Regions from separate parts of the Mus musculus genome. Here region 2 is linked to region 1. The links are chromatin loops, found by intact Hi-C in ENCODE. Cell type or tissue: left cerebral cortex. All regions are shown on one strand.

Evidence for each region. A loop is a pair of places that touch in the nucleus more often than their neighbours do. Peaks named below come from ENCODE experiments on the same cell type or tissue, not always from the same donor. Only the 100,000 strongest peaks of a DNase experiment are listed, where the experiment ranks them.
Region 2: it touches region 1 in a loop (6-fold over the local background); 12 of 42 quality-filtered maps call a loop at or near these places.

What each region holds. Positions count from the first base shown.
Region 1 is chr7:127,102,124-127,107,123 of GRCm38, reverse strand. No RefSeq gene overlaps it. Among named protein-coding and RNA genes, the nearest start is that of AI467606, 13 kb to the right of the region's middle. In left cerebral cortex, a CTCF peak has its summit at 2,368 (motif pointing right); a DNase peak (open chromatin) is centred at 2,369; H3K4me3 peaks cover 346 bases.
Region 2 is chr7:126,945,452-126,950,451 of GRCm38, reverse strand. It overlaps Kctd13 (potassium channel tetramerisation domain containing 13), which reads right to left. Exons shown (of 6, transcript NM_172747.2): 6 at 4,843-5,000. Asphd1 (aspartate beta-hydroxylase domain containing 1) reads left to right here and starts at 1,293. Exons shown (of 3, transcript NM_001347657.2): 1 at 1,293-2,181; 2 at 3,622-3,735; 3 at 4,242-4,465. The coding sequence starts at 1,323. The coding sequence ends at 4,351. In left cerebral cortex, CTCF peaks have their summits at 2,803 (motif pointing right) and 3,697 (motif pointing left); DNase peaks (open chromatin) are centred at 415, 837, 1,551, 3,711 and 1 more place; H3K4me3 peaks cover 2,277 bases; H3K27ac peaks cover 2,463 bases.

The DNA.
Region 1 (5,000 bases):
GTGCGCCACCACTGCCCTGCATGGCACCTCTTTATACCAGGAAGGATCTTATATTTGAAGGGGTGTGGTATCAGATTTGCCATCCGGCTGGGACATTTCCCTGACTGATGTCTGAGGAGCTACCCTGACCTCGTCTAAGCCTAGATCCTAGGGCAGATCCAGGAGGAACATGTCCATGACAGGTCCTAGGTGCTGGCGGTCCCAGGAGCTCCCTCTGCCTCTCAGAGCCCACTTCTCCCCCTTGGCCACAAGGAGAGGATACATTCAGCTCTTGGCCACAAAGACCCTATGTCCTACCTGGTGTCGCTTAGTGGGGAGGTGTGAAGGCAAACACTAAGCCCACTGCACAGTCCAGAGCCCAATAGACTGAGGCCTGCTTTATTCATGGCCCTGCCCTTGGAGGGTGGTGCATCAGGAAGTGAAGATGTACTTGGCAGAGATCCTGGACAGAGCCGGCCAATATTCTGAACCAAGGGGGCCATTCTCATGGACACAGCCTGAATGTGTCACATGGGATAGTACCCATTGTCTCTCACCCATTCCTGGTCCCCATTCTTCCTGCAGGGGCAGCATGGATGCTCTTAGCAAAGTGGACTAACTCCAGAGACCTTTGGTCTTTAAAAGCCCCAACTCCTTACTTTTGAAGAAGGAAAACGGAGTCCCTGCAGAACTGGGCACTGCTGGGTACCAGTGCAGGAAATGTGAGCCCGGAGGAGGAGGGGTGAGGGGAGGCACGGGAGCTCTGGTAACCAGAAAGTCCTAAATCTGGGATTTCGGGTGGTATCAGGGGCAGCAGTGAGAATTAAGCTTTAGGAGACCCAAACTCATGTGCTGGAATCTAAAATTAGGGGGTGAGTCCGGAGCAGACAGAGGGGAGTGGACTGCACTGAGGGGGAGCATGAATCCCACACATGTCTCTTCCACAGGATTGCTGTTACTGCTTTTAGATGTAAGGTCTCATTAGCTCACATAGTCTCTGCTGGCCTGGACCTCACTGTGTAGCCAAGGCTGTCTTTGAGCTACTAGTCCCTAAACCTTCACATCCCAAGTGCTGGGAAACCAGCAGAAGCCACTATGCCTGGCGAGTGTTGCAATTATTTCTTAAGGACTCTGTCAGGCTGAATTTTAAGGTCAATTTTGAACTCAGAAATGGATAGACCCTTCCAGGATTCTCTGAACTCTGTGAACTGGGAAGGGATTCTATTACTGGAGGAAAGCAAGTAAGACTCCAGGCAAGCCAAAGTAGCACTTGCTCTCCTCATAGCAGAGAGGGAGGTGCCGGGTTTCCAGGCAGAGGCAACTGCATGGGCAGAGGCCCAGAGGAAGGTAATGGCTTGCATTGTGTGCTGAATTGGTTGACGCTGGGCCCTGGAAAACAAGATGACTAGGGGATAGGCTGGCTCCAGACCACAAAATGGTAGGTCAGAGGATTTGGACTGGGTCCCAAGAACAATCGGATTCAAGCTAGAAAATAAGCCAACGCAGATTCGGTCCCCTGAAGAAGGATGCAGGCGGAGAAAAGCCGGGTGGCTGCAGGGAGGTGAAGGGATGCTGCCTGGGGAGGCTTGGATGAGGGTCTTGCCAGTGAAGCAGGCACCAGTGTGGGTAGAGCAGTGGTCCTCAACCTTCCAACTGCTGTGACCCTTTAATGCAGTTCCCTGTGTTGTGGTGATCCCCAATATAAAATTATTCTTGTCGCTACTTCATAACTGTAATTTTATTATCGTTAGGAATCTATGCAGGATATCTGATGTGGGACCCCTGTGAAAGGGGTCCTTGTGGGTTATTCAAACCCCAAAGGTGTCATAACCCACAGGCTGAGAACTGCTAGAGTAGAGGCTAGACTCTTTTGGAGGTCTCAGGGGGCAGAGAGAAGACATGGCAGAAGAGGAGTGTCCCCTTTCACTGGGTGGTGGGTTTCCTGTTCAGCCTGGGGCTACGGTTAGAGCACTTCTCAAGGCTGCCCCATGCCCAGTGCGAAACCCATTTGACAACTGGCCGAATTGACTGGATGAGTGAAGGTGACTACTGCCATCCTCTGTGACATCATCAGTGCACCTGGAGGATGAGAAGGGTCCCATCCCTCAGTTAATGATGGGGGAGGGGCGAGGTATCAACATCTCCGTGTTACCCACAAGGAAACTGGCTTACGGAGCCAAGAGCATCGCTGGAGGTTACATATCAACACGGTGGTGGGGCAGCATTCGGAGGCGTTCTTCACTCCTTCCGTGGATGTCTGGCACTACTCAAAACAGACAGGGAGACTTGTCCTTATGGCGATGTGTCTGGGTCCGGGGTTGGGGCGGAGTCCAGAAGAACAATGGAAAAGCAGTTCAGGAAAATTCATAAAAATGGCCTTATGACCACCAGAGGGCAATGTAACCCCATGGCTTGATTTCCACCCTCTTGGGGATTCAAAAAGACAATAGGCCAGGTGGCCAGGAATACAAAGTGCAGCAGCTGTTCCGGAAGACAGGGCTAGAGCTGCTGGAGCTGTTTGTTTGTGTTCACAGCACTCACCAGGCAGAGCCGGAGGATTGCCAGTTCGAGGCCAGTCAGGTCTATATAGTTAAGCCTGGACTGCAGACTGGAACCCTCTTTCAGAGGAGAAGAAAGCCAGGGCTGGGCCTAGTGCCTCAAGTCTATAATCCTAGTACCTGAGAAACTGAGGCAGGAGAATCACATTTTGGAGGCCAAAACGGGCTGCATAGACCTTGTCTCAAAAAAGTAAGAACAAAACAAAGAGACTTCACTCAGGAAGGAGTAGAAAGCTAGGGGAATCCTTCCACCGACTTGCCAGCCCAGTCTTGTCATCAGATATTCACCCCAATGTCGAAGGTAACCTAGTGCTGTGCTAAGCCCAGCTTGGGTGGCAACCTCATTCACACACAGGCCCATCTGCTCTCCTACTCACCTACCTACACTGCCATCTAGTGAACCCTGTCCCACCGTTCAACCTAGTCACCAACAGAAGCTAAGTTAGGCCAGAGCAGGGAGGTGTTCCTTCAAGGACAGCAAGAGCTCAAACTGAAGCTGAGAGAGATTGCTTCCATGCCCAGGAGTCCCGTGCCAAGGCCACGGAAGGGAGGAGGCATTTAAAGCCATCAGGACCTCTTAGCAAGCCAGAACATTTCTGGAAACCATCTTGCGTTTAAAAAAAGATCTCTCTGTTGTGTTGATGGAGCAGACACACATTATTTATCACTTGCTCTGGAAGGAGGTAAACATCTCCAACTGCTGCTGCATCCCCTGGCTTTGTTCCTGTGGTGTCCCGAGTGATCGATCATTGTAGACAGCTCCCAATATTTCAGCTCTGAAGCCTTGGGTAACTCAGTTCTGTGAGGCCAGATTCTGAACTACAGAAAAATCTCATCACTGGATCATTGGTAAATTTGCACCCACCCCTGCGCATAGCAGGCTTCTTCTGATGGTGAGGGCAGTCTTTAACATGTTCCAGTCGGTGGAAACTGGCAGAGCCCTTAAAGGAACCATCGGGTGAGGGGATCATCCTGATGTAGCTCTAGTGTGGTGGGCCCTGGGCAGCCTCTTTCTCTAGTGCTTCAGTTAAAAGATTCAGGAGTCCTACAGAGCAGCCCCAGACCCAGCATGGTAGAGTTTCAAGAGGCTGAGGCCAAAGGATCAATGCTGGCCTGGATTATAGAAAGAGCCAGTCCTAAGAAAACAAGAGCTGGAATGTAGCTCAGTGGCAGAGTACATCCCGAGGGACATACACACATACGATGTACATACATACGTACATACACACACACAGTGGACATACAGATGTGTATACACATGGTGAACATACATATGGGCAGACAAAACATCCGTACACATAGAATATAATAATTAAAAACAAAGCAATCAACAACAACAGCAAAAACCCCAGTGTTTTGCTTTGTGGGTATGTATATAAACCTTGCATGCCTGGTGCCTGTGGAGGTCAGAGGTCAGATGCCCTGGAGCTGAAACTACAGACTGTGGTAAGGAACCATGTGGGTGCTGGGAACTGAACCCAGGTCCTCTGGAAGAGCACCCAATGCTCCTAACTTGGGAGCCATTGCTCCAGCCCCTCAAGCTGGATCCTTGACTATAACACGGAAATGGATTTCATGGCAAGCCAGAATGAAGTTATGTTATCAGATTTATTAAGATAAGGGTAAGGGAAAGTTTGATGGTGCATATCTTTAGCCCCTGCACTCAGGAGACAGAGGCAGGGGGAATCTGTTAGTGTGAGGCAAGCCGGGACTACATAGTAAGACCTTGTCTCAAAAAAAAAGATAAGAAATATTATGCATTCTGTGTTTAAATCTGAGCTTTGAGAGGAAGAGGGAGAGAACAGAGAGACAACAACTCAGAGACAAAGAGACTGAGAGATTTAAAGGAGAACACTATACACTTAAGTCTTGAGACCCAGAGAGCTTTTCACTTTGGTGTCTTTACAGATAGGGTTTTGTGATTTTTTTTTCCAAGTTATAATTATTCAAAGGTTGTCATTTCAAAAAAGAATCACAACTTCCCACCATATGTGTTCCAGGGTTAAATGCAGATTATCAGGCTTGGTGGCGGTGCCCTTAGCAGTGGAATGATTTTATGTCTCTAGCTTGGTTTTTTGTTTGTTTGTTCTGTGTTATTTTGAGACAAAGTCTCACTGTATAGCCCTGGCTGACCCGAAACCCACTACGTAGAGCAAGCCTGCCTCAGACTCAGAGTGACTTGCTTGGTTCTGCCTCTCGAGTGCAGGAATTAAAGGCATGCCCCACCACCACTGTGCCACCCGGCTGGCTTGTTGCTTTTAGCAACCTCACTGGAAACCTCTGTAGGAAGACAGATGTCACCGCTGTGGCTAGTTTTACCCCAGACTCAGGGCCTCTATTCCCTCCTAGTCCCTGTAATTTTCATCTTTCTGTTTTTGCTTCATTGTATACAATGCTGATGATTGAATTAAGCTCTGCACACATCGATTTACATGGTTACTGATTTCTTCTGTCTGACTCCAA
Region 2 (5,000 bases), 160 kb after region 1:
GCAGATGGAGGAAGGAGGGATGCCGAGCCAGGACTGCACTTCCCGAGGCCCCTAGGGGAGAGGAAGGAAACTCTGGTCCCAGTAGTAATTAGGTTCCCTCCCGGCGCCATTCCAGAACATCTGGTATCTGCACCTGGTCTTCCTAAGGTGTCAAGAGTAGGCACAGCTTGGTTCACGTCTTCCTGGCCTGTCCAGTATGTCCTCTGTCCACACCCGGACCTCCCCGCGGGCCTTCACTATGCCCTTTATGGAAGCTCAGGTGGGATGGGCTCGCCCCTCCCGCAGGAAAATGGGGAGTATCCAGGTTTGTAAGGAGCCTGATGGGTATGTGTTGAGACTCCCTTCTCTAGCAGGCGACCTGACAGAGACCTGCAGCCTAGCGGCTACCACCCGTGATCTACTGGCTCTGCCACTGAGCAAGCGAGTGCCCTTTCAGCACCTGGGCGCGAGGACAGCTCCCGGCCCCGCCTGCACGGGCGGCCTTGAAGCCACTGATTGGCTGAAGCCGCTTTCGCGAACCCGCGTCTTGCTCTGTGCTGGCTCTGGCGTAGCCAAGCCAGGGGAAAGGGGAGTCACAGGCCGACCTCTCCAGGGACCCGCAGGCCCACGGCCGGACTCGCAGTTCCAGAGCACCGGCCTCACGAGCGGGTCAGGGCTCTCGCCCCGCCCCCGAGTCTGCCCTGCCCTTCTTTTCGCATTGCGGGGCGGCTAGAGGTTGGCACTGTGTCCCTGTACCCCACGTGGCGCTCGGTCAGGGCTGGGGGAGGGGGTCTGGAGCGGCAAATCCAGAGAGAAGTCTCCCCCCACCCCCCTTGCAGGGCTGGGCTGCGGCTGCCTCTGGGAGGGGTCCTGGGTAGCTAAACAGAGAGGGTTGCGGGAAGGAGTGACGTCAGGGTGAGTGGGCGCCCAAGAAGGGGTGTGTAGGAGGTCGGGAATCGGAGAGGACAGACCCGACCCTTTCGAGGGAGAAGACAGGTCAAGGAGAGAGGAAAGAGAAAGAGCCGCTATAGAGTGGGGCTGCGGGCCAGGTGGAGTAGGAACCGCTGTTGTCAGGGGAAGCTAGAAGAAAAAGAAGGGGTCGATAAGGAAAGGGGGGCTGGAGTGGAGGGAGGAGAAACCAGCTGAGACTGGGAGACTGAGGGTGGAGAGAGGAAAGGAAGAGGAGACTGCGGGAAGGGGAAAGGAGAGAGGAACCACAGAAGGAAGAGAGAACAAGAGTGATCTCCGAGTGGAGACAAATAGAAAAGGAAGGGGAGAAAGAAAGAGGGAAGTGAGGGGAAGGTTTGTTGGGGGGCCTGTAGGAGGAGTGAACAGGAGTGGGGATGTGGAAGGGAGGGAATCAGGAAGCAGTCATCGAGGGGTCAGGTGGAGAACTGGGGGTACCAGGGAGCTGGGGTCTGCAAGATGCAGCTTGCCACTTAGCCAGGGCCTCTTTGCCTATCATGTTTCCATGGCCACTGCCTCTAGGCTCCTCAGCCCTTACTATGCTCCTCGGAGCCCTCACTTCTCTGTTCCTTTGGTATTGCTACCGACTGGGTTCCCAAGACATGCAGGCCCTGGGGACCGGGAGCCGAGCTGGGGGTGTTAGTGGTATGCCTGATGTATGTTCTCAGACTGGCCCAAGGGGCCTTGGGGATTCTGGAGAAGGACCCAGGGCAGAAGGTCTAGTGAGCAGGCGGCTTCGGGCCTATGCCAGGCGTTACTCCTGGGCTGGGATGGGTAGGGTGAGGCGGGCAGCTCAGGGAGGCTCTGGCCTCACAGGAGGGGCAGGGGTCATGGGCATTCAGCGCCCTGGCTTACTTTTTCTACCAGACCTGCCTTCGTCCCCCTTTGTACCACGTGATGCCCAGAGGCATGACGTGGAGCTCCTACAGAGCAGCTTTCCCGCCATTTTGCGGGACTTCGGGGCTGTGAGCTGGGACTTCTCAGGAACTACTCCTCTGCCTCGGGGCTGGTCCCCACCCCTGGCCCCTGGGTGCTACCAGCTCCTGCTGTACCAAGCAGGCCGATGCCAACCCAGCAACTGCCGGCGGTGCCCAGGAGCCTATCGGGCACTGAGGGGGCTACGGAGCTTCATGAGTGCCAATACCTTCGGCAATGCTGGCTTTTCCGTTCTACTGCCTGGGGCCCGGCTTGAGGGCCGCTGTGGACCCACCAATGCTCGGGTTAGATGCCATCTGGGTGAGTATAGCCTGTCTACAAACCTTCCATCTTTCCTACTTTACTACCTCTTTCTGCACTTTGGTTCTTTTCTCAGAATCTTCCCCAACCAGATCTGAGTTCTGTTTTTATGCATCTATCCAGTCAGTGGTGGCTTACACAGTGTCCCACGCTGACTCTTTGTCTCCAACCACCAGCCACCCTCCCCCCTTTTAACTTAAAAGAAATTCTCACTGAAATGTAAGTGGTCAGTGTTACTTGCCCTGAAGAGGAAATACCCAGAAAATGAATTTTAAATTGTAAAAAGAGACTGCTTGGAGCAGGGCATGGTCTTGCATGCCTGTAATCTCAGCACCTGGGAGACTGAGGCGAGGATCACAAGTCTGAGGCAAGCCTGGGTCTTATTTCTCTTTTATTTAGTCTAGGGAGTATAGTGAGATAATCTACATCTCACTATGTAGTACTGGCCTGGAATCTAAATACAGGCCAGTTGGCCTCAAACTCACTAAGATCTGCCTCCCACTACCTCCTGAGTTCTGGGATCAAAGGTGTGAGCAGTAGGTAGCCTACTTTATTTAGGCTTCTTCGCTGATAAGTAGCAATGTTAGTGGGGTGTTCAATAGCACCAACCTGGCATTTTCTGTTTTCAGACACACCAGAAGAGGGCGTCGGATCTCACTACAGATAATTGTGAGCCACCGTGTGGTTGCTGGGAATTGAACTCAGGACCTCTGGAAAAGCAAGCAGTGCTCTTAGCCGCTGAGCCATCTCCCTAGCCCCCTGAGATTTTCTAATGTTCTAAAGATTGAAAGAAAATTGGGAAAGTAAATATTATGACTTCAGCTTAGCATAAATCTCTGTGTACTGCCAGCTGGGTGGATCTTATGATTTGGGGCATACTACTTTTCCTACCAGACCTGCCTTCACCCCTCTGTGCCATGTGACACCCAGAGGCATGACGTGGAGTTCCTACAGAACAGTTTCCCTGCCAGTTTACAGGACTTGGGGCTTCTCAGGGACCACCCCTCTGCCTCAGGGCTCATCCCAACCCCTGGTCCCTGGGTGAGGGCTTTTTGGCTGCTCCCTGGAGATACCATGCACATGTTGGACTTTTAACCTTCATAAGGTTGGGAACACTACCCAGTCTTAAGGACGACTTTCCGGAATGTCTTACTTACGTCAGAGTCGGCTGTTTTCTCAGCACACTCGACTAAGGTCCTGGGGTCAGACTGGATCCATTAGTTTTGCCTCATGGGAGAGGTGCCCAGTACACAGTAGATTCTGGAACTGAATTGACAGAAAGTCCAGGAGGAGATGGTTTAGGGGAGATTTCTTCCAAATGACAGATATGCTTCCCAAAGCAGGACTTCCACAGAATCTGGCCTGTGAGGCCCATTGAGTGGGCAGGCCCCCTGAACACAGGCAGGAATGGTGGATTCCATTCCCATTCTCTCTTCACAGGCCTGAAGATCCCTCCTGGTTGTGAGTTGGTTGTTGGTGGTGAGCCCCAGTGCTGGGCTGAAGGGCACTGCCTCCTGGTGGACGACTCCTTCCTGCACACAGTGGCTCATAATGGTAATAGGACTCACATTCTGGTGGGTCAGGGGACCAAAGACCTGGAGGGATTCCAGCCAATCTGCTCTCAGCAGCACTGTTTTGGGACTGCACAGCCTTGGGCGAGCCACAGCTCCTCCAATCACCTGTGGGGCATCTGCCTTCTTTACCGGGTGACTGTGCATATGGGCTAGGCCCATAAGCTAGACTATCTGCACCCCTATCCTCTTGCTGTGAAACCTTAGGCATTTATTTAATCATATCATGCCTGTCAGCTGGTATAAAATGTACCCGTTTTGGGCACACAGAGCTACCACTGTAAATGCCAGGTATGGTGAAACTCAGGAGGCTGAGCCAGGAGGATGGTGAGTTTAAGGGCCGGGCTACAGGATGAAACCGTGGCTTAATGAACAAATATGCACCACTGGTGAGGGCCTGGTGCTGACTTTGCTTTCCTCAGTCTATACTATGAATCCTAGCACATGAGTTCTGGTATCAGCTGCTGTCTCCATCCCTGTGTGCCCTAGGATCCCCTGAAGATGGGCCTCGAGTGGTCTTCATTGTGGACCTCTGGCATCCTAATGTGGCTGGGGCAGAACGCCAAGCTCTCGACTTTGTCTTCGCTCCAGACCCTTGAGAGACGCTTCTGGCACCTGAGCTGAGTGATGCTGCACTCACGGACAGCCTGAGTGGTGGTCAGGACCTCTTCTCCACCTCCTCAGCCAGCATTGAATACAAATTCTCAATCCTCTCCTAAGTCCTGATTCTTTCCTTCCCAGTTACCAATCCCAGGCCAGGGCTTGGGACAAGGGGCTCATGTTTCTACCACAAAACAGCCAGGCATAAGCATCTCTCTCTTTTTTTTTTTTTTTTTTTTTTTTCCGAGACAGGGTTTCTCTGTATAGCCCTGGCTGTCCTGAAGCTCATTCTGTAGACTAGGCTGGCCTCGAACTCAGAAATCCTCCTGCCTCTGCCTCCCAAGTGCTGGGATTAAAGGCATGTGCCATCACTGCCCAGCACATCTTTTTTGTTTTTTGTTTTTGTTTTTTTCCGTAGCATCTTCTTAACATAAGCGTCTCAGCATCCCTCACCCGAGAGTCAGCAGCAGACCTTCAGCTCAACTTTATTCCAATAATTTAATAGAAAATTAAAATAATAAATAATATGAAACAGATCACGATAGCAGAGCTGGCACAGGTCCAGGCCAGCCTAGTACAAAGTTAGGGAGGTGGCGGATGGTGGGGCAGGAGGGGCAAAGTACTCTGTTGCAATGGCGGAAAGCAGCT